Regions from separate parts of the Homo sapiens genome. Here region 1 is linked to region 2. Evidence: chromatin loops called from intact Hi-C (ENCODE). Cell type or tissue: breast epithelium. All regions are shown on one strand. Links, peaks and the distances in the headings refer to the core of each region. The heading gives the core; the rest is flanking DNA.

The links. Peaks named below come from ENCODE experiments on the same cell type or tissue, not always from the same donor. Only the 100,000 strongest peaks of a DNase experiment are listed, where the experiment ranks them.
Region 1: it touches region 2 in a loop (9-fold over the local background); 18 of 110 quality-filtered maps call a loop at or near these places.

Annotation. Positions count from the first base shown.
Region 1 is chr5:115,461,708-115,474,497 of GRCh38, forward strand. No RefSeq gene overlaps it. Among named protein-coding and RNA genes, the nearest start is that of FEM1C, 77 kb to the right of the region's middle. In breast epithelium, for the core only: no CTCF peak of the experiment used is centred there; a DNase peak (open chromatin) is centred at 10,154.
Region 2 is chr5:115,549,434-115,562,223 of GRCh38, forward strand. No RefSeq gene overlaps it. Among named protein-coding and RNA genes, the nearest start is that of FEM1C, 11 kb to the left of the region's middle. In breast epithelium, for the core only: no CTCF peak of the experiment used is centred there; no DNase peak of the experiment used is centred there; H3K27ac peaks cover 1,274 bases.

The DNA.
Region 1 (12,790 bases), core at 2,522-10,521, 88 kb before region 2:
AGTCATTTGGAGCAGTGGTGATTCATGCACACCCTGAAAACCTCAACAGAAAAGAGATGGTAGCAGATGAAAAGGAAGAGGGATACAATTTCCACAACCAAGAAGAAACAGACACTGCTCATTCTGGTGAGAAATGAGAGCATAATTTGAATTCAGCATTTATTTAGAAAATCAGATTAATGAGGACAAAGACATCATAAGGAAAATAATGATAAAGACCTCTAGGCTTTCCCACAATCACTTTCATGTATATTATCAAACTATATCCACACACAAAAAGTCTCTGAGTCAGATAGGCAAAGCCAGCATTATTTTCATGTATGGATGAGGAACTGATGAATCATGGAGTTTGAATGGCTAACTAGAGTCTAAAAGAATGTAGAAACCCATAAAAGACAAAGAGAATAAAGAAAACAAGCAGACAAGAGAATTCCACACAAGTTTGAAAGATAGGACCAGATGGAGGTAAGTGGTTTAGTAAGACAGAGGAAGCAAGGATTTAAGTCACCTGAAGACAAGTTACCACAAATGAATTAGCTCATTCATCCCAATGGAAAACCTGAGATGCTCAAGATTTGGAGACAGCAGGTACAATGAAGGGTTGGGGTGAGGTAAGGAGCTAAAAATAGAAGTTGAAAGTTCGTTTGTGAAGCAGTCATGTTCTTCTCTCACCTTGCACAGTCAGGCCACTAGTTTCCCAGGCTGGTGATGAAAGAGTTTTTTTGTGTGTAATTTGAATGGGAAAGGCTTTGACTTGGGGCTACAGAGATAGGGGCAACAGAGGGGAGGGACATGGAAGTCTGCAAACTTAACCAACTTCTCTTCATTTCTCCCTCCCTACTACTCTTCTCCGCCTCACTTCTCTAAAGAAGATATACAAATGGCTAACAGGTATGTGAAAAAATGCTCAACGTCACTAATTGTTAGGGAAATGCAAGTCAAAACCACAATGAGATATCATCCCACCCCAGTTAGAATGGCTGTTATCAAAAAGACAAAAACTAAATGTTGGTGAGGATGTGAAGAAAGGGGAATGCTTATACACTGCTGATGAGAATGTAAATTAGTACAACTATTATGGAAACAATATAAAGGTTCCTCAAAAATCTTAAAATGGAACTACCATATGATCCAGCAATCCCACGATTGGGAATATATCCAAAAGAAAGGAAATCAGAATATTGAAGAAATATCTGTACCCCCATGTTTATTGTGGCACTATTCACAATAGCCAAGATAAGGAATCAACCTGTGTCCATCAACAAATAAATGGATAAAGAAAATGAGGTCTGTATATACAATGGAATGCTATTGTATATAAATACATTTTCAGCCATAAAAAACGAAATCCTGTCTTTTGAAGAAATGTGGATGGAACTAGGGGATGTTATGTTAAGTGAAATAAGCTCGGCAAAGAAAGACAAATATTGTATATTCTCACTTATATGTGAAACTGAAAAAAGTTGATGTCTTGGAGGTAGCGAGTAGAATGATGGTTATCAGATTATCTTTTGACAAATTAAATTATCCTAAAGAAAAAGTTTCCAGCTTTATTGATTGACCGATTTGCATTTATGAACTCCATGTTCAATCACCCACATTGTGCACACGTACCCTAAAACTTAAAGTATAATAATAATAAAATAAAAAAAGAAAGAAATAATAAATAACTTATTTACCTTTAAAAAAAAAAAAAAGATCATCATCACACCACTGCACTCCAGCCTGGGTAACAGAGTGAGATCTTGTCTCAAAAAAATAAATAAATAAATAAAAATAAAAAGAGAGAGAGAAAAAAAGTAAAGTGACAATAAAATTTCCCAGGAGTAAAAAAAAAATCTCCAGATTGAACACATTGCTTTTATGAACAGAAAAATAAATTAATTAAGGCCCACCCTATGCCAAACTATGTAATTGTGAGATTATGTGTTACCCCCAAATTATGTGAGAAACATTATGAGATAATTGTGTCCCCAAAGAGAGGGGAAAAGTCACTTACAAGAAAATAAGCATGAGGAAGGAATAGGATTATACAACACTTACAATAAATGTTAGAAGAGATCAATAAGATAGTGCCTTCAAATATGTGAAGGAAAATTAAGTTTCAACCTAGACTTTGAATCTCAGCCAGACTATAACTCCAGAGAGTTGATAAAATAAAGACATTTTCAGAAGAGTAGGAATGCAAAAACACTACCCCTATTTCTTTTTTTTAAAAGCAACTGGAGGACTTTCAGTTATCTTAATGGCAGTCTAGACCAATCCTCCTGATGAGGTTGACTAAAACAGCTATATATGTATATTGAGTAACGTAGAGGATGAATATATACATACATACTTTTTTTCTTAAAATCCTTAAAAAGCAAACTAGTGAGGGATTACCATGCCAAAAACTTGGGAGAATATAAGAAGGAAAAAGCAAGTACTCACAGATGCACTGGCCCTGATTAGGAAGAAACAGCTGCAGTATGGAGCTGTGGTATTTGGCAGCCTCACTGAACAAAATAGATAAAAGGACCTGCCAAGTGGAAAGTCTGATAAATACCCACACATTAAATGAAGGTCCTGAAGGGCTTTACTCTTAGGGCAGAGCTTCCCAAACTTGTGGGCACATTAGAATCACTGGAGAGCTTTTAAAAATTCCAAAGCCCAGGTAACACCAGAGACCATTCAAATCACAATCTCTGACTGTAGGAAACAAGCATCAGTACATTTTAAAGTTTCCCAGGTGACTCAAATGTACAAACAAGTTTGAGAATCGCTGCTGTTAGAGAAAGAATAAATTGAAATCAACACTGTTCTCATATGGATGATCCAGGGAATCTCAAGCCTGAAATTTCAATTAAGGTAGTCTAGAGTGTCAGAAGCAAATTAAAATTTTCTGTGGAGGTAGATGTTTTCAATCTATGCCCAAATTATTTCTACGAATAAGATTTCAAATACAATGTTAAGCATAAGGTCTGTATGAGACATAACCAGGGAGTAAAAAAAGACAACAGAAACAAGCCCACAAAGATTTCAGATAGTGAAAGTATTGGGCACAGCCACCAAAATCATGTTTTCTGTCTTCAGACTGAAAAAGAAAATCTTGAACATTTCAATTGGGAAGTGGAAACTTTAAAAAGTTGCTTTTATTTGAAAAAGGACTGAGTAGAAATTCTAGAACTAAAAAATACAGTAACTATAGTTAAGAATTCTACAGGTTTACCAGATATACAGGTAGAACAGATATAGCCAAATATTAGATTAGGGAACTGGAATATAAATTAGAAGAAAGTATCCAGAAAAAAACGAAAGGATGAGTATTGATTGCCAAATATTTGTTTGCATGGCCAGAGAGTCAATATTTCAGATCATGCAGGCCATACTGTCTCTGTGGTAACTAGTCAATTCTGCCACTATAGTTCAAAAAAAGCCATAGACAACAAGCAACTGAATAATCATGACTATATTCAAAACTTTATTTACAAAAACAGGTGACTACCTCCAAAGCCACAGTTTATCAACACTTAACATAGAATGAAAATTTTAACATATGTATGTTATGTCTTGGAGACATAGGTCTCCAAATAGACCATAAGGAGAGTAATGGGGTACAGACAGTAAATGAAAAAAAAAATTACCAAGAGTTTTTTAAAACTGATGAATGACACCAATTCAAAAAATTCAGGAGTTCAATAAATCCCTAATATGATAAATATAAAGAAACCCATACCTTGGTTTGCAAGAAAAGCAAAGAGAAAGGGAAAATCATAAGCTAGAGAAAAAGAACACTTTCAAAGTTGTGACAGAGTGGCAACTAACTTCTCAGTATCAAAAAACAAAGACTGAAAGGTAAGACCTCAAACTGTAAGAATCCTAGAAGAAAACCTAGGAAATACCATTCTGGACACTGGCCTTGGGGAGGAATTCATGACTAATCCTCAAAAGTAATTGCAACAGAAACAAAGATTGACAAATTGGACCTAATTAAACCAAACACCCTCTGCACAGCAAAAGAAACTACCAACAGAGTGAAAAGAAGACCTACAGAATGGGAGAAAATATTCACAAACTATGCATCGGACAAAAAAGATCTAATATCCAGAATCTAAAAGAAACTTAAATCAGCAAGCAAAGACAACTCCGTTAAAAAATGAGCAAAGGACATGAACAGACACTACTAAAAAGACATACAAGTGGCCAACAAACATATGAAAATATGCTTAACATCACTAATAATCAGAAAAATGCAAATCAAAAGCACAAAGAGGTACCATCTCCCACCAGTCAGAATGGCTATTACTAAAAAGTCAAAAAACAATAGACGCTGGCAAGGCTGCAGAGATAAGGGAACACTTATACACTGTTAGTAGGAATGTAAATTACTTCAGCCCCTTTGGAAAGCAGTTTGGAGATTTCTCAAAGAACTAAAAACAGAATTACCATTAAACTCAGCAATCCTATTTCTTTTATTTAAAAAAAAGATTCTTCTAACAAAAAGATACCTGCACTTGTATGTTCATTGCAGCACTATTCACAAAAATGAAGACACAGAATCAACCTAGGTTCCCATCAACAGTGGATTGGACAAGGAAAATGTAGTATATACATACCATGCAATACTACACAGCCATAGAAAAGAATGCAATCATGTCCTTTGCAGCAACATGGATACAGCTGGAGGCCACTATCCTAAGTGATTTAACACAAGAACAGAAAACCAAATACTGCGTGTTCTCACTTAGAACTGGGAGCTAAACTCATGGACATAAAAATGTCAAGAATAGACACTGGGGACTACTAGATGGGGGAGGGGCACAGGGGTTGAAAAACTGTTGGGTACTATACCCGCTATGTGAGTGATGGGATCATTAATACCCAAACCTCAGCATCATGCAATATACCCATGCAACAAACCTGCACATGTACCCGTGAATCTAAAAGTTAAAAAAAAAAAAAAAACAGCACGAGGGAATGTCTTCAACACAGTAATAGAAAATAACTGCCTACTTAGAATTCTACACTCATCAAAAATATACCTCAAAATTTAAAGCAATATGATGACTCTATTTGACAAGTAAAAACAGGGTGTCTTCTGTAGATCTGCACTAAAAGATATTCTAGAGCATGTAGTTCAGACATAAGGAAAATGATCATTGGTGAAAGGTAAAGCTGAGGGAAAAAAAGGAAAGCAAGAAAAATGGTAAATATGTGGGTAAATCCAAATGAATGCTATGTAAAATAATAACATGTTTTATAGTGTTTTAAATATATAGAGAATTTAAATACACTGTAATAATAGTTTTGAATTTGGGAAAGTGGTATTGAATTTGTGTTGTCTAGGAGGAGGGTAAAGGTAATAATTAACATTTGGTAAGTCAAGGATGTGAATCATAATTTCTAGAATAACCACTAAGAAAATAGAAACAAAGTGTACAACTTCCAAATTAATGAAGGGGAAGAAACTTCAAACTAGAAAAATCAAAAAGAAGGCGAAGAAGAGAGAAAAAATAGAACAGCAGGTATGATGGAAAGTACAAAATAAAATGGTAGATTTAAACACAAAGGTACAGTTAATACATTAAGTATAAATAGACTAATTGCTGCAATTAGAAGTCTAAGATTGTCCTTCTGGATCAAAAAAAAAAGACAAACTAATGAACAAATTCCAAATACAGGTTGTTTAAAAGTAACATATCTAAGACATAAAAATAAAAATCAATTTTAAAGGGGCAAAAAATAAAACATAAAAATAAAGAAATGTTTACAGCAACTAGAAAATATGCTCCAACAAAATGAGAAAATAAATTAAGGAAAAAATAACACATGGGATTGAGGAGACAGGGGACTGGCATTGGAAGTCAAAGGGTTATGGGAAGAAAGTTTCCAGGTAAAGTAGAGAATTAATAAACACTTTGATGCCTCTGAGTATGGGGAAAAATAACAGCTGATTGATATATGGTGTCTCTGATGGAATATTTAGAAAAATGTGGATATTAGCTTTTTAAAACTACAGTGAAAATAGAAGCAATTAATAATTCTAAAAAATCCCATGAAAGGTTTCTTTCAGACAAGAAAGGAAATGCAATCATACCCTGTGGATTGATTTCACAATTTAAAAGTGTTTGCCCAATCTCAATGTAAACACTATTTAATAATTGAGCTAAAATTTGTTATATACACTGCTGAGCAGAAGAGGGAGGAGAGTGGAATGTAAGAGAGAGGAATACTTACTGTGTAAAATAGAAGTCACTAAATGAGGTCTAAAAAATGTAAATCAAGAATTGGTAGCATAATCCTATTACTTAGAATTATAGAGGTAAGTGCCAGAAAGATCAGCTAAAATAAATGCAAGTGACTATCTCTGAGAAGAAGGAGGTAAGGGATGAAGAGTAGTGAGGCAAGTGCTGTTTATAATTATGAGCCTTCTTGTTTTATTTGGTTTTTAAACTATGTACGTGCATTACTTTGTTAAAATTGAAATGACAAAAATGAAATCAAAACAAACCAGAAAATAGAAGCAATGAAGGGGCCCTTTTCCTATCAGATATAACAATTAAAATGGAAATTAAAATTGTCATTACACAGAAATACATAAGTAGATATCAAAATACATTATAAATTATGTAAGTTAAACAATAATTGTCACAGAAATAAACAAATAGTTCCATGAAACAGGATAAATATTCAAATTAATATGGAAATTCATTTCATGATAAAGGCAGCCTTTTAACAGGAGTATTTTAAATTAGTAGGGATATTTAATTGATGACTGGCAATTCATTTTGAAAAATCAGTGTTAGATCCCTGTCTCACACCATACAAAGAAAGAAATTTCAGTCAGATCCAAAAGCTAAATGCAAAACCCAAAATTTAAAAAAGAGAATGAGATAATATCTGTATGTACTAACTTTGAAATAGGTCTATAAGCTATTTTTAGGTGAAAAAAGAAAATAGGAGTACAGTATGATTAGCATAATTCTATTTTTTAAGTAAAAATATATATGTGAATTTGTGTGTGTGCATGTGTGTGTGTGTGTATGCATGTGTGAGAGAAGTGCAGGGGAAGGAGCAATTGAGAACAATAGCCTAGAATATCCACTAAATTGTTAGTAACTAGATTTTGGTGGTGGTGATGATGGAGAGATCATAACTAAAAATGTGGGAAAGTTGTCAGTGATTATTACTTTCATTTTCTCCTTTTTTCACATTTTTCAAATAAAAGCTGTTAAAAAGAAAAAGGTTAAAAGAGTTCCAAGTGAAGGTTTAGTCTTAACCTTTAAATCTATCCCTCTATTACTTACCCTGGGATTTATAAAAACTGTGCTCACACATAAATCCTGCATATATTTCTATCTGCTAAAGCTTCTGTGATCTTTCTTTTTCTAAAAAAAAAAAAATACTTTATCCAGCTTTTGTAAATAGGAAATGTTCTATTTAAGTAACATTTGTTGAATGATTATAATATGTGGAACAAATAACTAGATATGTTATATAATTTTTCCTAACACCCTGGGTTCAATCTAGAAAATTTTGTAAGGAAAATTACAAGGCAAGTTAAAAAGAGGGGAGTACTCTTTCTAAGATTATATCAAATAACTCCAAGGCAATAATGACAATTTTTAAATTGATTCCTGTACTGTGGAGAAACTAAAAAAAAAAAAAAAAAAAAAAAAAAAAAAAAAAAAAAAAAAGATAAAAACAGCATCCCTATATGTTATCAGATGTAAGACCTGCAAAGAAAAAAATGCATTGAGAAATATTTCTGAAAGCATTTTATTAAGAATAAATCCTGGTTGCCTCTTGTTTTTAAGCTGCAATGCCAAGATCCTTTTTTTTTCTCTATAGGGTAGAAAGCAGATTAACAAAATCAAATTGAAAGCAATAGAAAAATGAGAGAATAGAGTTTTTATATTATCTTGGAGAATCCACATGGATATTTGAGACCTTGAAGAACATGGAGTCTATATCTTAACCTTTGTATATGCCAGCTCAGTGTCATTTTCATCTTGCTCCTTCATTTAATTAGATTTACTTTTTTGCCTGGCATTGCATTGGACACTGGGCATGTGACAACCTCAAGTTGCTGTTAGCAGAGGGAGTGGGAGAGACATAAGCCAACAGCAATTACAATTCAGAACTTAAATGCCATTCTGGAGGTGTGTGCGAGGGCATGGGAAGCCTGAGCTCAGACTTCTTCCCGAAGACATCCATTATCTCTCCAAAGGTAAGGAGCCACACAAAGGAACACAATAGCAACAGAAAGCAAAAACATTTTTGCTTGTGATTGCAATGGAAAAACCCTCTTAAGGTCACTCAGGTGGGAAAGAGTGAACGTGGACTTGGGAAGGTGAGTAAAGTTCTCAGAGCCAGCGCTGCATTCACAGATGGCTCAGGTCCTTGGCAAGCCAGCCATGGCCACTACCCATGCCCCTCCCCCTGCCTCTTCTTACTTGGTCCCTGGGCTCTGCCTTGTCTGCACCAGTGTCTTGGTGCTGCTGTCATCTGCTGCCTCTTGTCCTGCCCACTCCCGGGAGGTAAGTCCCCCAGACTCTTCTGTGCCCAGCACAATCACAAACATCTCTGATTTTTATGTGCAGGTTCCTTAAACGTTGCCACCTGGACATTTGGCAGGGTGGTAATGTTTAAGGAACCATAATTGGCCGGGTGCGTTGGCTCATGCCTGTAATCCTAGCACTTTGGGAGGCCAAGGTGGGTGGATTGCTTGAGGCCAAGGGTTCGAGACTAGCCTGGCCAACATGGTAAAACCTCGTCTCCACTAAAAATACAAAAATTGGCTGGGAGTTGTGGCAGGCCTGTAATCTCAGCTACTAGGGAGGCTGAGGCATGAGAATTGCTTGAACCCAGGAGTTTGAGGCTACAGTGAGCTGTGATCGCGCCACTGCACTCCAGCCTGGGCAATAGAGTGAGACTATGCCTCATAAATATATATAATGGATAATGAATCAGAAGTACAATTCAGGGAGTAGCTTCTAGTAAGTGCCAAGACCCAGACCTGCCCTCAGGGTCCATTATGTCCCTGTTCTTCTCTAGGGCCCATTGTGGCAGGGAAGTGCTCCAGGCTTCTACCTCCCAGCCCAGAGAGGCAGTATTTTCCCTTATCTCACCTCTTAGTACTGTAAGAGGAGAATGACCATCCGTCCCAGTTTACACTTGATGTCTCAGTGTAATTATTAGTAATTATTAATAGTTCCCCCCTCACTCCCCAAATAGCCCCAATTTGATTTTCAGCTTCATGGTCACATTGTCTAGAAATAATCTGCTCTAGGAAGACTGGTCATGAGGATATCCATTCTTTTCTGGGAAATCCCATCCCAACACCAAGGGACTGATCCAGCCTTATGGAGCCCAATAATGGTCATATACCAAGAGTCTGGAAGTAGTGCATTTACCAATGTCTGACTCATTCCACCTTACAAAATACCATATGTGGGCATCACTAGTCCAATCCAAGTTGCACGGTGGCAGGATCAGTGCTCTCTCTTTTCAGTCACACCTCTAGTGAGAGGTGAGTCCTCTGCTGATTGGGAGTCCAAACAACCTTAAAGTCCAGCCTGACAGAATCCCTTGTTATACAACATTCAGACTTATGAGCCACTTGTCCACAGGACAGTTTATAAGGCATGGTTCCCCCTCAATGATAGGAGCCCCATGGTGTTAGAGGACTAAGCAATTTTAGCAAATATACAAGCAACTAAATATACAAATAAATAAACCAAATAAACCTCTGACCTAACTCTCAACTCTGTTAGGAAAGGAAAGCAAATATCAGCTCTATCAGCTCAGAAGTAAGACTCTTTCTGTCTGCGACACTTGGGTGTGAACAGCCATATGCAAAGTGTATCAGACAAGCAAGTTTATGCTATTGGCATGGAAGTGATGCAAATCCCAGGCCAATGAAAAAATCCAGCTTTGTATTCCCCATTCACCCTCAAGCCCAATCAAACTGAATCGAGATGTGGCAGGTGTGAGCTGTAAAGGAACAGACCCTGGTGCCCAGCTGGTCTGGGGTCTATGCACCATGTTTTTCCATTCACTCCCCATTCCCATGTTTATACTGCAACTGTTGATGCTTCTCCTGCTTTCAAAGCCTCCTGGCACAGGAGACGAGTATTGCACAAGGGAACATCGGTTATGTCTGGGCTGCCCGAGGGCCTCACAGGCTGTGAGTGGCTAAGTTTTCAAGACAACCCAACTCAGCTCATGCCAGATTTTAAAAGTGCACTGCCAGCACAGAGTGGCATCCAGATACCCTGAGGGCGTGTAACACTCCAACTTTCCCCATATGTCTGGAGCTATGTGGAGTTTCTCATTTGCTAAATTGGGCCAAGTCAGAAAATTTAGACCTGAGTTCTAATTCTAGCTTCGCTTCTAAATAGCTCACTTAACTCTCTAGGCCTTAATATCCTCAACCAGAAAATATAGAAGTTGGCCTAGGAAGCTACCAACATCCCTCCTGCTCTGACATTCTGTGGGACTGCACTTCTCATGGCAATTACCATCTGGTGGTTGTACCTCAGAAAATATTCTCTCTGGGCCTCAGTTTCCTCATTTGCAAAAGTGGTGCCCATACAATAGACACCTCACAAAGAGGTTGTGGATTTCAAGCGGGACTGTGTACATAGAAGCAGACAGCACAGTGAGTGCACACAGTAGGAACTCAATAACTCTTAATTTGTAACATCTCCCAGAGTCTCCATCTGTGAAACAGAAATAATACTTGCCAATCTAGCTTGTGAAAATGTATATAGAGCAATGAATAGAGAACGAAAGGGGCTTGGAATTAAGAAAAGCAAATGCAAATGACAGGAGCTATTATTATGCAAAAATGGACTGAAGTCAGAGTTTAAGAGCAGGAGCAGATTTGATGTGCCTGATTAATTTATTAAACAGACTAAAACCATAATTAGAGAAGTCTGCTTAAACCCCTGGACTTGTCTCAGATAAGATTAAAAGAGGGAAGGCAAAAGAGGAATCTCAGATGTTTCCACGGCTTGCTGGGCCCAGAAACGAGGCCAAGAGGAGAGAGGGAGGCCAAGGGAGGGGCAAGGGTGCTAAAATGACTGTTAGAGGAAAGGAGCTGCCGAAGCCAAGGGAGCAGCTGGGAGTAGAGGCGATGACAGCTGAAGAAAGGGATTATTTCAGAACTGTTCCCTGTGGCCTCTTTAGCTTTGGCTCTCATTAAAATGAGGGGAATGAGCTAGAGGAAATCTTGCTTCCCTTTTTATGAGAAAGGGTGAGCCTTGTTTGCCCAGGAGGGGAATTGCCACAAAAGAAGAGTGTGCCTGTCTCAGCTTAGAAGTCCTACAGAGAAGGAGCACTCATACCCTTAGGCAATGGGTCCTCTCATGGAGGCCCCGAGGGAAGCAGGTGCCATGGGCTGATCGAAGCTCTTGGGCAGAAATCCAGGCTTGGCTCTAGGTTATTTTTTTCTAACATTTTATTATGAAAAATCTCATATGGCACAGTTGAGGGCACTTTTTAGTGAACACTGGCATAGCCCCACCTAAATTCTATCATTATAGTTTTACTATCTGTGCTTTGTTGCATCTGTCCATTCAGCTATCCCTCTACCCATCCATTACTTCTTCCTAATTTTGGTGCATTTTGAAGTAAATTACAGGCTTCAATATGTTTCCATCTAAACACTTCATTTGATGTAAAATTTACATGTTATGAAATGCACAAATACTAAGTCTACAGGTGCCTCATTTTGACAAACATATGCACCTGTGTAACCCAAACCCGTATCAAGATACAGAACACCATCACCTCAGGCTTGACTACAGATTTGCTACATGACCCTGGACAAGATCTTGCTTAACTTTGATCCCAGCCTGTCCCCAGCCTTTCTGATCATGGAACGCTTTTTCCAAGTGCCATGTTCAAAAATTTTGTCTTAAACAATTAAGCCTACATGGAACCTTAAATACCATTTAGTTCAAGCCCCCATATTCTAGTCAAAGGAATCTGAAGATTGGATATATTATTTATCCAAAGTCTCTAAATTGGTGGCACAGTTATAACAGGAAATTAATATTTATTGAGCAACTTCTCCAAACCAGGAAATATACTAGGTGCTCTATATGTGAATGTGAACCCTCACCACAACCTGCCTCACAGGACTATTGTAAAGATGAAATAAGATTAAATATGCAGAGTGCCTGGCACAGAGCAGACACCAAATGTCATCACTGCTTTTCTCTTGAGCCCCACATTTACATTTTAACACGTTCATACCGCTGAGATAGTAAATGTAGATGCTTCATCCCATTTAGTTATCACAATAACCCTGTGCATGCTTTACAGGTGACGATATTGCTTGTTTCTGATCATTATTAGTGAATGATGGTAGCACTAGGACTCAGACTCAGTCTCCTGACCTCAAATAATTTCAGGCAGTGAGATTTAGGAGCTTTGTTTATGTTCCTCCCAGGCCATCTGGAGCTAGAGTGGAAGGGCAATTTGAAAATGCTATGAAAGATATATTTGGTTTAAGTGACAGAAACCCAACTTAAACTGGCTAAATAGAAGAAAAGGGAATGTGTTGGTGCCTATAAGAGAAAGTTTTGGTAATGATCTAGCTTTAGGCATGGCATTGATTGATTTAGGGCTTTACATGATGTTACCAGGGATCTGACTTTCTCTCTCTCTGCACTCCCATCCCCTCAAATTTTCTCGTATCTCGGCTCCGTTCTCAAGCAGCCCCACCCTCATGGAGGCAAGATGGCCATCAGCAGGCCATGGTTTACATCTCTCCAGATTAGCAATCTCAAAAGAAAAAGAA
Region 2 (12,790 bases), core at 3,262-11,261:
GCCAAGGTGAATATTCAGGCTTCCCCGACGGGGGAGCAAAGTGTTACTTGCATCCAGAGCATTTCCCTAGGCCCAAGGCTTTATAATGTAAGCCCAGAGGAGACATTACCCCTTACCTGAAAGGCTGATGGGGAGGAGGAATTGGATCAGCAAAAAGGGGACACCCTAATTATAGAACAATGAACATTTTCAGGCCTATAAGTTGTTTTCTTCTTCTCACATATTGCCTTGGGATAAATTTCCAAGAGTTGGATTACAGAATGTCTTTTTGGCTTTTCATATACATTGTTATACTATTTCCTAGAAGACTTAGACCAATCTGTCACCACCAGCAAGGCACTATTGACTTCACCAAACATTGAACCCACTTGATATTATATTTTTTGAAAATTCTTACTGGTTTTGTATGTGTTAAATGATACCGCCAAGTTTCCCAAATTTACCTGGCTACCCTTGGGATTTTTTTGGTCTGTGCAATATCCTTGAATTAGTAGAACATTCCTTCTATAGTATTCCTTCTGGGGATTGTCAAACATTTAATTCCTGCCAGTCTATATTTAAACCAGAAACCTCAGTGAAACAGTTTGCTTGCACGGTTTTGGTATACTTTGGTAACTTGTTCTAATTTGAGAAATGGCCAGGATGAATTTTTTTTAAATCTCTAGTTTTTGGTAACTAACTGGGCATAGTTCTATTTAGAAAAGTATGAAAAGAATCTACTTTCATGAATTTAAAAGTTACACAAAAATAGCATAGCAAGGTGTACGCTTCTTGTGCTATTTAGAAATGTCTTTCTCATATAAGTCCGCTTTATTAACACTGATAATTTGCTCAAGGTGAGATATTTTAATTGTCATAAATTCATTCACCACCTTAAAAATTATTGAATCCTGGAATCCCAGCACTTTGGGAGGTCTAGGCTGTCAGACTGCTTGAGCTCAGGAGTTCAAGACCAGTCTGGGCAACATAGCAAAACTCCATTTCTACAAAAAATACAAAAATTAGGCAGGCATGGTGATGCACACCTGTAGTCCCAGCTACTCAGGAGGGTGAGGTGAGAGGATGGCTTGAGTCTGGGAAGCGGAGGTTGCAGTGAGCTGAGATTGCGCCACTGCACTCCAGCCTGAGTGACAGAGCCAGACCCTGTCTAAAAACAAAACAAAACAACAACAAAAAAAACCCCAATAAAACAAAGTTATGGAATCCTATTATGTACTATGTTAGATACTGGATGAATATGACATAATCTCTACTTTTGAGGAATTGATGGTCTGTAGGAGAAATGTAGCTATAAACAGATGAAAACAAAATATGTGTATAAACAACAGTGAGAGCCCAAAGAACAGAGCTGCTAACTCTGCTTGAGCAAATCTGGGAAGGAGGTGAAGGTTAAATGGAATTTTAAAGGATTAGTAGGAGGAAGCCTAGCCAAAAGTCAGCAGGAGGGGGGTGGGAGGGGGCACCATCCAGAATGCTGGAGCTGAGAGAACACGTGAGATGTTCCCTTCTTTCTTCCTGCTTCCCCCGTGCCAGGGAGAGAGTGGTGCCCTAAGCTACCCTCTGAACGACCAAAAATCCCTACTCCCCTCACTCAAAGTGTATCCTAATATTAACACACCATTTCCTATTCCTACAGCTCAACCAGCTTTCATATTTTCTTCATGCAGCTTCTCTCTTGCAGGTTTTAGGAGGAGTGAGACCCCACTTAAGGTTATTTACTTAAAGCAAGAATACTTCCTTGGGGTACTAGCATTTTAAAAAGGAAACTTGTGAACCCAAATTAATTTTAAAATTGTAGAAATATGCACGCAAGAATTCTTTTAGCAGGGAGATTTCCAGGTTCCCTTTGGGTAGTTTGGTCTTATCTTTACTTCTCTGAATGAAGCAAGATAAGGAGGCAGCAACTCAGTCACCAAATTCTGTTAATTTTCTCTTGGCCCAGTCTCCCTCTATAGTATGGGGTTATCATTTCACTTATCACATTATTACAAGCTAGAAATCTTATGTCATTATAAAAGTATCCATTTATTTCCTTTGTTGTCTTATTTCCTGAAGTTGTCAGGGCCCTAACTCTAGCTCTCTAGCCACACCCTAAGTGACGAACTCTGGTCCTGAGTTCCCCATCACCACCCAGACTGATGTCAGATGGGGCCAGGTTCTTCTCAGTTTTCAACACATGCGACCCCACCCAAAGTCACTGGATCCACGCTTTATTAGAGAGGGATGAGTCAGATCTCTACTAACCCAGTAGTCTATCTAAGTCTCCACACAGAACAAGGACTCCCTATCGTCTCCCATACCTGGGTCAAGGGCACTCCCACCTCCTCTCCCAGGCCTGGGGAGAGTGCCTCAGACTCCACTGCAATGCCCCTGTTGACCAGGACTAGACACTCGAATGATCTTCTGGTGCTTTCCTCTTTCAGAACTCACAAAACAAACTTTGATTTTACAGCCTCACTCTCTAGGTGTCTTCACATCCTGGCACCAGTTCCCAACTATATCAAAGCTGCCTTCTCACACACACACCAACACCATCCCCACACAAGAGCTCCCAGCCACCTCCTCAGATGCTTAGCTCGAAGGCCCTCTTCCCCCTATTTGAATAGGAACAAATCACTATGGATGATTCTCTCTCTCTCCCAAGGTGATTACTCCAAACTCCAGAGCTGCTTCAACACCCCCCCAAGTGCTCTCTGGTCTAGGAACCTCATGCCATTCATCCTCCCAGTGGAATTTACTATGTTCTAGTGTGGAATTCTGTGAGGATCAGCTCCACCTCATTTCCTATCCCCCTGACTTTCTGGGCGTCTAGTGACTGTGTCCACTGACTCTGTGCCTCCCACTCCATCTTTAGGTCCTTCCTACACAGGCACAGGGTGTTCCACTGCTGCCATTCTCTGAAGAGGCCAGTGCCTCAGAAAGAAAGGTCACTTTCCCCAGCCCCAATCCCACCTGTTTTTGGCTTCTTTCTCCTGCTGCCAATTGGCAGTTCCAATATGTCTTGTCCATATCCCAGCCCTGAACTCAGTCATGACGGTAGGGACCTTCACTTTGACTCTTTCTTGTTGGAGCCAGCCATGAACCCATCTTCAAACTCCCAATACTTATGATTGGAAACCCCCTGGCCAGTTGTTGCCTGGATTGTAACTGGGGCTACTGTATCTCTTAATAATGACTCCCATTTGGCTCTTCCACTGGCATTATTCTCTGCACCTAGGTTAGTTCTTCAAAGCCTGTCCCATTGTAGTGGGTAGGTCTCATGCCAAGTCTTGGCCTCTCTTCCTGCCACATGTGGCCATACATACAATCAAATCTTGAGTTACAACTGCTAGTCAGAGGGGATAAGCCCCTTAGTGTATGTTCTGTGAGTTCAGTGCTATTGTGGAGCATGCCTGAGGACCCATCTGAAGACTTTCATTAGTGGTAGGTCTGTGCTACCTAAGGTTCTCCCCATGAGAAGCATAGATCAGATCCTCAGAAGCAGGCTGGCAGATGTGTCCTTGACACTGAGTACTGCTGTATGTTTATCCTCTTTAAGCTCAGTACAGTCAATCAGTTTTCCATGATTTATTTTATTTTGGCTAAGTCAGTTTACTGTTATTTATTTTAACTAATAAGTAAGTGTTTTCCCATGTGCTTCAGACAAGCTTCAATTCCTTAGTCAGAGGCACCCAGTCCAAGGATACCTAAAACAGCCCTCACCTTCCAAGTCCTTATTGAAAGTAACCCTCTGATTAGCCATTTGTGGAGGGCAGGCATATTTCTTTCATCTATTCATTCAGTCAGTCGCTTATTCTTTCAACACGTATTTATTGCTGACTGTGTGCATTGCGCAGTGCTGAGTGAGCCTGGAAATACAGCATGCATGAGCAAGATTGTGTCATCTATGCCCTCCTAGAAAATCCAAAGAACCTCCTCTGGGCTGGGGTGTGGTGGAGAGGAAGGCTTTCTAGAGGCAGTAATGATTGAGCAAATGCCTGAAGAATAGGTAGGTGTTTTCGCAGGTGAAAGTTGCAGGCAGAGAGAAATGCTTACAAGCATTAATTCTAGATAAGAAGAGAAAGGTTGGCTGCTGAAGAACTAAAAGAAATCTCACATGGCTTTAAAATAACCCACAACAGGGGATCAGTGAAAAATGGAGAGTTTTGAAGGAGGCAGACTGGGGAGAATCTTAGGAAGTCATGTGAAATAATTTGAACTTGATGCTATGGCCATAAAACTTCCTTCAGGTGGAACCCAAACCTGGGCACAGGGGGCAAGGCTGGGCCCAGCTTCTGCTAACCTGGAGGGCGCCAAGTCAAAGTCAGCATCTGGTTGTCCTGAGAACAAGCTGGACATGATGTGGAAAACTGTCCAGCTAAGTCCCTCACTCCTCAGGCAAAGGGACCCCAGAATCTCACAGTGTCCCTTACCTGGATCTCTACCTGGATCTCACGGTATGCCTTCTGGATCACTGAGTAAAAGAAGTAATTTGCTCATGTTCCACCTCCACCTTAAAAACAAAAACAACAAAACAAAAAACAGAACACTCCTAAATTCTAATTCAGTGCGTCTATTCAGTAGGTTCTGGGGCTAGAATCCCTTATTTTCCCTGCCCAGAAGAGTCCTGCCTATTAGGGCTCTACTTTATCCAACTTAAGAATAAACAATAATGCCTACAGTTGTTTGTTTTGATAAAATCACCAGCTTGGGTCCCTCAGTTACAATCGCATACAGGCCCCACTCATGGTTCCTGGGGTAACATAAAGTTGCTATGCCCTGAATGAGAGGCCAAGGTGGGCAGATTCCTTGAGCTCAGGAGTTCAAGACCAGCTTGGACAACATGACGAGACCCCGTCTCTACAAAAAATACAAAATTAGCTGGGCGTGGTGGTGTGCACCTGTAGTCCCAGCAACTTGAGAGGCTGAGGTGGGAGCCTGGGAGGTGGAGGTTGCAGTGGCCCGTGACCACACCACTGCAGTCCAGCCTGTGTGATACAGCCAGACCCTGTTTAAAAAAAAAAAAAAAAAAGGAAGAAAAGAAAAGAAAAGAAAATGTCAGTTGTGTTGGAAAAGAAAATGTTTTGAGCAGTACCCTAGTTCTGTGGCTAGAGAGAGGAGAAAGAGCAATGTAATTTCCAGAAACCTTTTCTGGAGGACTAGATTAATGGAAGTGTGGATTCACCCAAGCTGTTGTTGGCTCTTAAGTTGGTTTTGTTTTGTTATCATTGTTATTGTTGTTCTTGGAGTAGCTTATAAGGTTTGAAGGATTTAGGGGAGAAGTCAAAGGCCTTGCTTCGGTGAAAAATTATGTGACCCTTACCTTCATCTGAGAATATTAGGCTGAGAGCTACAGTCTCCCCAGTTGATCCTTTGCTCTGTCTACAACCTGTTCATCTCTATTTATGTCTTGGGAGGCAAAATGGTGAAAACTGTGCTTTTTACATCTTCCACAGGCTGACAGCAATCTCACACTCAACCTTGTACCTATCATCAGCAGGACACTGACAGTGATGATAATGATGCTAAACAACCACCAATATTGACATTATTTTTAAGAACCCATTGTTTTCCAGGTCCTATACCTTATTTTACATTCCTAGCTACTGTAAGAAATATGTATTTTTAAACTGTTTGTAGAGGAAAACTGCTAGGATATACATGCAAGGTTTCTGTTGGCCCGTTTCAAAGAAAAATGTGTACACGTGGACTCAGGGTGGGGGTGGGCCCTGCCAATTTCCCAGCCTCTGTAGCTCCCTTGTTATAACTGGATGCCACATATTGCCCTGCCTACTTCCTCCACTCCCCATAGCTGCCATTGTGCCCTTTACTTCCTCTCTTAGGATCCTTGTGATGCTTTATCTATTTCCTTTATACAACTGGAAGGCCCAGGAGGGCAGGGGCCATGTTTGGATGTTCAATTCTGAGTCACCATAATTCAGCAGAGTGTGTGGCACACAGGTTGTCCTCAGTGAATATTTGCATAGTGAAAATGAATGAGTGGATGTGGAGACTCAGTCCACCTCTGTTCAGGCACAAGCTGGACTTTGAATAGGAAGATTCAGCCTTTCCCCTAGTTTCCAGGCCAAACTAGATACAGGGAGACAGGTTCAAATGTCTTTAGCGCACTCATCAGGCCAGCACCTCTAGAACAGCAGGACCCCCAACCTCGAGGAAGGAATGTATGAGCTGAGATCTGAATGTGGAATACCTTGTGCAAAGACCTAAAGAAGAAAGGGGCATGGCAATTCAGAGCTAGCAATGACAGCTCTTGTGCTGACCATGGGTTTCCAAATTGTTTCTTAGTTTCCTTTGTTGCTAATTAGTATTATAGTTTGCTGCTAATAATAGCAGTGAGCATTTATTTAGTGTTTCTGTGTGAAAGAGGCTGTGCAAAAAAGGTTTAGCATTGCTACGTTAATTTTTATAACAGACATTGTAAGTACTTCTATACAGATGGAGAAACCAAGGGTTAGAGAAGTTGAGTAACTTAAACAAATTCACATGGCTAGTAAATGGCAGGGTGGAATTTGTCTGACTTTAGACAGTCTGGGCCAGAATGTAGGTACTACGTTGCCTCCCCAGTATATTTCCTCAGTAATGGGTCTACTGTCTCCAATTTGCCATTCTCCATACCCCCTCAGTCCCTAGGTCCTGGGGCTGAGCTGCTGTGTATAGTTGTCTCCCTGAAGGACTCCCATCTATTTGGGACCTGGCCTGCAGCTTATAGCTTGCAGGACCACATCCCCATCACTGGAGAAACACCAGCAAGAATGGGCCCCACCACCTTGGTCTTGTTTTCTATCCTGAGCAGTTTCCTCTAACTTGCTTCCAACCTGCTTTCTTCTCCCATTCCTGACTGCTGGACACCTAATCCCTAGATTCACTGCCCATTTGTAGACTTATTTGCCCTTCAGATCTGATATGTGACCAGATTCCACTGGATCATTTGTGGATGGCTCATGTTGATTATGGTTTGCACTTACCCCTTTTGTTTTGCTGTTTCCAGTTTCTTTGAGTAAACACTTCATCTGGGAAATCCCATCCTCTGAACCCTGCCCGCTATGATAGGCTCCATGAGGATGTCCATGCCAAAATCAACATAACTGAAGGAGAGATGGAACCATGGCATGGTCTGAACCCCTAGATCCCGCCATGTCAGAGGTCAAATATCCCCTGGCCAGTGCCACTGTGTTGCTTGCCTCCAGAATCACTGAACAGTGCTCCCTGGAGTTAGGCAACATGCTAACCCTGTCCTAGCCTCTCGGATATATGAACAAACACATCCGTCTTCCAACGCTTTTTGTTTTTTGTTTAGGCCAATTTGAGTTGGATTTCATTCATTGCTATCAAAAGATTTCTGACAAATAGTAAACAAACATAACATATACAAAGTGAGGTCAGCACTAGGAAGAAGAAACACATATGCTTTTAAGGGTGTGCAACAGAAGCCATGACCTATTCTAAGGGGTCAACATGGGCTGCTTTGAGAAAGTGTTACTTGATGTGAAAGCCAGAGGAGGAGCAGTTAATTAGGAAGTGAGTAGAGCAAGGAGGAGGAGTCCAGGTAGAAGTAAACACTGTTTCCTAAGGACATGTCTTGAAGTGAGAAAAAACTCAGTGCACTGTGAAAGCAAATAGAAAGCCAACACGTGTGGAGTATTGTGAATAAGAGGGAGATGTGGACCCCCCAAGCTAGAGGCAGGTAGGAACCAGACCATGCAGTCCACAGAACTCTGTAATCATGGAGTATCCAGACTAGTGATGAATGCAAAGTGTTTTTCACTTGGCAGAGAAATAACTTGGTGGTGAATGTAGGAGTGGTGGTGCCAGGTGACAGAGTTTTTCAGATGGTCCCATTAACCCTTCCAGACTGAGGCATTAGCCTCCTAACAGGCCTTCCTACAACTGCTCTTGCCTCCTTAACCAAATTTCCCCCAGCTACTCAGAGAGAAAGGCACATATGTCATGAGGCTCCTTTAGATTCAGCAGCTTCTCCCTGCTCTTAGGGAAAAGTTTACAAATATTCATGTGGTTTCCAAAGCCCGCCAGGCTCTGGCCTGCACCTGCCCCACATCCTTGATTCGTACCTCTCTCCTCCCTGACAACTCCTCGCTGCCTTATTGGTATTGCTTTCTGCCTGCATGTCAGACTCTTGCTGGTTCCTCGGCTTCAGGCCCCACACACACTCTTTTCCTGGCCGATGCCTACCTTGCCACGCTACCACTAGGCCTCCACTTAAATGCCCCTCATACTTGCCCTAACCCTAAGGACTAAGTTGGGTCCTAGTTTATTCTCATAGTCCTCAGTCTCCTCACTGTTTTCATGCCTCATTCACTATCTGTGAATCTGTGAGCTCTGTGGGTCCTTTCCTGTCTCTCAGGGCCAGGCAGTAGTAATGCCAGGAACCTAGCAATAACTGTCACATTTCTTTTGTTATTCTGTGCGCTCTGGGAGGTGGGGGTGGGGGAGCGGTGAGAGGAAGTTAAAGGAAGAAAGGTTTACAACAGTTTGTATGTACTGTTCATGGAGACTGATTTTTTGTTTTGTTTTGTTTTGTTTTGTTTTTATTGTCAGGAAGTATGTGCATGAACAAAGAATTTTGAGAATGAATTCTTCTGAAGAGAAGGATATAGGTCATTTCTGGACCTTTCAATGTTAAACGCTGTGTTTTCCTTGCCTCCAGGCCCTAACTGTGTCCCTGCCATGTTTCTGTCATGTTCTTAAGGCCACTGAGTTTAGGTAGTTAACACATCATGCCAGGTGATAAGAGCACAGGCTTTAGAAGCAGATAATTCAGTTCAACACACATGTATTGCCTGCAGCAGGTTCAGAATAAGACAGAGTCCCACCCCTCATGACCTCACAGTCTGGTGTGGATGACAGACACATAAACAGGCAATTTCAATATACTGGGTAAACAATGAAAAAAGTGTGCAGAATGCTACAGAGGCAACCACCACTTCCTAATTGTGTGTCCTTGGGCAAATAATTACCTTTCTCAGAGCCCCAGTTTCCTCAACTTTCAAATAGGGCCAAAAGTTCCTACAGCCAAAGGATTTTTTTTTGCGAACAGAATGAGATAACATTTGTAAAGCAAATAACACAGTGTTTTACACACAGGAGGCACGTGATAAATGGTATCCATTAGATTATCTAATAAGGTCAGAATCTGGAGTACTTATTCTATTTGTACTGACTAAATTTGTGTGATTCTCTCACCAAAAACTGAATTTTCACATAACCCTATGCACTGTAGTAATTGTAACAACAGTCCATATGATCCTTGCCCTTGTTCATAGGAGAGACTGGACAAGAAATGATGACTATGTTAGCAGAAATCCACGAGTACTACTCGTATAATGCTTCAGAGAACATTCTGTGCTGACAGCATGCCAGGGCCATTGTTTTAATATACAAAGAACAAAATGTCCACATTATCACTGTAACTTCTTCTATCATCTTCTTCTCACTTCTGTTCACTAGTCCATTTTTTATTCTATTGCTACCCTTATCTCTGGCTGGTTGTTCCAACAATATTAACCCCTCTATTCAGAAATCAAAGATTCCCTCTGAATCAAAATCAGACACCTAACTATGTTCTAGGCTTCAAGTACCAGGTCGTCTTTACCTTTGCCCCCGTGTCTGCCATAATTCATTAAAGATTTTCTCTCTCTCTCTCTTTTAATTGATATATAAATAGCTGTACAAAATTTGGGGGGTACATATGATATTTTGATATATCTATAAAATGTGTAATGATTAAATCAGGGTAATTGGGATATTCATCACCACAAACATTCATCATTTATTTGTATTGAGAATATTATAGTTCTTTTCTTCTAGCTATTTTGATAAATGCAATAAATTATTGTTAACTGTAGTCTTTTCTTTCTCTCTTTGGTCATGTCAGCCTTCTTATGACTTTGTCCAAGATAGCTTTACATAGAAGCGGTATCCAAGTGTGCATGATTTAAATGCCACTCCCAAAATTCCTCCAAAGAGTCTTCCATGTGCTGGACATTTTACCTAGATTAAGTCTTAGGGATCCCTTTCATATTAAGATCCATTTTATATTAAGAAATTGACTACCAAAGTGATATCTGGTTGGCTTTTTCTTATTGATGACACTTAACTATTCTTAGAGAAAACTTAGCTTGAAAAAAATGCCAATAGACTTTGTTTAAAAAAATTTATTGTGACCTTTTTTCTCAGTTCTTTGATTTCCTCATGCTTAATTATTGAGATCATCATCTATGAGATCACCATTACCAATGGAGGCCCCATAGTTTTAGAAGTCAACACTTATGAGATCACTGCTAGAGAATAACTAACAGACTTATTCATAATGTGGCATCTGGTGGTTGACACTGTCATTCTTAAAAATTGCAGTGTCATTTCATTAGCTTTATAAACATTTGAGTTATACCATACTTGTCACTATATCATGTGTTCCTATGTATCTGCCATAAATTCTTTAAGATATATGAAACATGGGCTACACAAAAAATAGAATCATTGCTATGGTAGGCAGAATTCTAAGAATGACCCCCAGTAACCCTCTCCAGAAGGCAAAACCAAGATCCTGGGTGGGGAAAGCCAAGAGCCTAGAGAATGAAGTAGAGAGTCAGGGATAATTATTCCCAAGCTTTGAAATCCAATGGAGTTGGTACAGCTACATGCCAAAACTTCTTTGGACTGATAAGTTATTTGTACCTTCTTTTTTGAATTGGAATGCCTGTAACTGTCATCTTATGCCTGTCCCACTATTGTACGTTGATAGTGTGGGACAGGTAACTTGTCTCTTTAGTTTCACAGTCCATGAATAATGAGGAATTGTGCCCAGAATTAATTATACACAGGAGCCACATCAACACCTGGTTTAGATGATGATATTTTGGACTTTTGAGCTGATCATGTTTAGATGAGATTTTTGGACTTTGAACTGATGATATAGAGAGAAAAGACCCATGGGAACCTTTGAGGGGCATGTGTTTTGCATGTGTCACAGGTGGATCATTGGGGGTAAGGGGGTGGAGAGTAGCAGTCAGAATTCTGCCCCAATGACTCTCAACCTTGTACAATTGTCTTGCTTTTGAGTGTGGCAGGAACCTGTAAATATGAAATATCAGCCCAATGAGTATGTTATGTTATATGTCAAAAGGGGAATAATCCAACTAGACTCACAAAATTTAATTGCATGAGCCTTTTAAAAACAAAGAGTTTTCCCTGGCCTGTGGCAGCAGAGGGATAAATAAAGTTAGAGGGATTCAAACTCAAGAGAGATTCTCTTACTGGACTCAAAGTCTTCTGTTACTGTCATGTTGCAAGAGGGCCTGTGAGAAGGAATGGCCTCCAGGCATAGAGAGTAATCCCCAGCTGAAGGCAAGGAAACAGGGACCTCAGTCCTACAATCACAAGAAACTGAATTATGCCAACAGCTTGAATGAGCTTTGAAGCTGATTGATTACTCCCTAGTTGAGCCGACAGTGGAGAATATAACCCACTAACACTTGATTTTAGCCTCTGAGACTCTGAGCAGGGAGCCCAGTTCTGCTATGCCAGATGTTGACAGAACTGTGAGCTAATAAATGGCTGTCATTTTAAGCCACTAAGTTTGTAATAATTTATTATAAAGCAAGAGAAAACTGATACAATTCCTAAATATTTATAGACTATTTCAATGTATGTCCCATGTAAGTGGAAGTCAATTACTATTCAAATCATCAGTTGCTCATTGTCTTATTAGTTATGATGAATCAACCACTAACAATTCACATATCTCAGCTTTAAAACGCAATCAAATCAAACACTTGTATTTTCCTTGAACCCCCAACAGAGATTCTACTTCATTATATTAATCACGGCAATGCAACGGAAACAAATTAGAGTTGTATAGGCAATAAATTTCCTGAGGAACTTAGATGATGACAGAACAAGACAGGACAAGAATGGTTGGTGCAGGTAGAAGAGGGGTTGGCAGGCACTGCAAGTCATGTGGGTAGGGCAGGCAGGCTGTAGGCAAGCCCAAGAGAAGATGCAGCCTAAGAAGACTAGCATCCAGGACTCAGGATCTAGATAAGAGGTCCAGGAATCAGACTTAGGGCACCAGCAACAGGAAGGGACTTGAAGCCAGGTGTATTAGTCTGTTTTCATGCTGCTGATAAAGATATAGCCGAGACTGGGTAATTTATAAAGAACGTAGTTTAATGGACTCACAGTTCCATGTGACTGGGGAGGTCTCACAGTGATGGCAGAAGACAAAAGTCACATCTTACATGGTGGCAGACAAGAGAGAAAGAGAACCAAGTGAAAGGTAGTTCCTGTTATAAAACCATCAGATCTCTTGAGATTTATTCACTACCATGAGAACAGTATGGGGGGAACCACCCCCATGATTCAATTATCTCCCACCGGGTCCCTCCCACAACACATGGGAGTTATGGGAGCTACAGTTCAAGATGAGATTTGGGTAGGGACACCACCAAACCCTATCATCAGGCCACCTCAAACTGATCTCAGTATGTTGAAAGATTAGTCCTGAAAGGAGGAACATATAACCCACCTTGCAGGGAGTTCAACAGGTAGTGCTTTAAATAATTCCTTTTCCAATAGAGTAATGTTTTCTAAAGTGTGGTTCCTGTATTAGCTGTATCAGCATCACCTAGGAAATAGGAAATTCTCTAGCCTAACTGAGACTTAAGGAATCAGAAACCCTTAGGGGTGGGGCTCAGCAAGCTGTATCTTAGTACATCCTCTGGGTCATTTTGATATGCAATAAAGTTTGAGAACCCAGCAAGCATTTTCACCT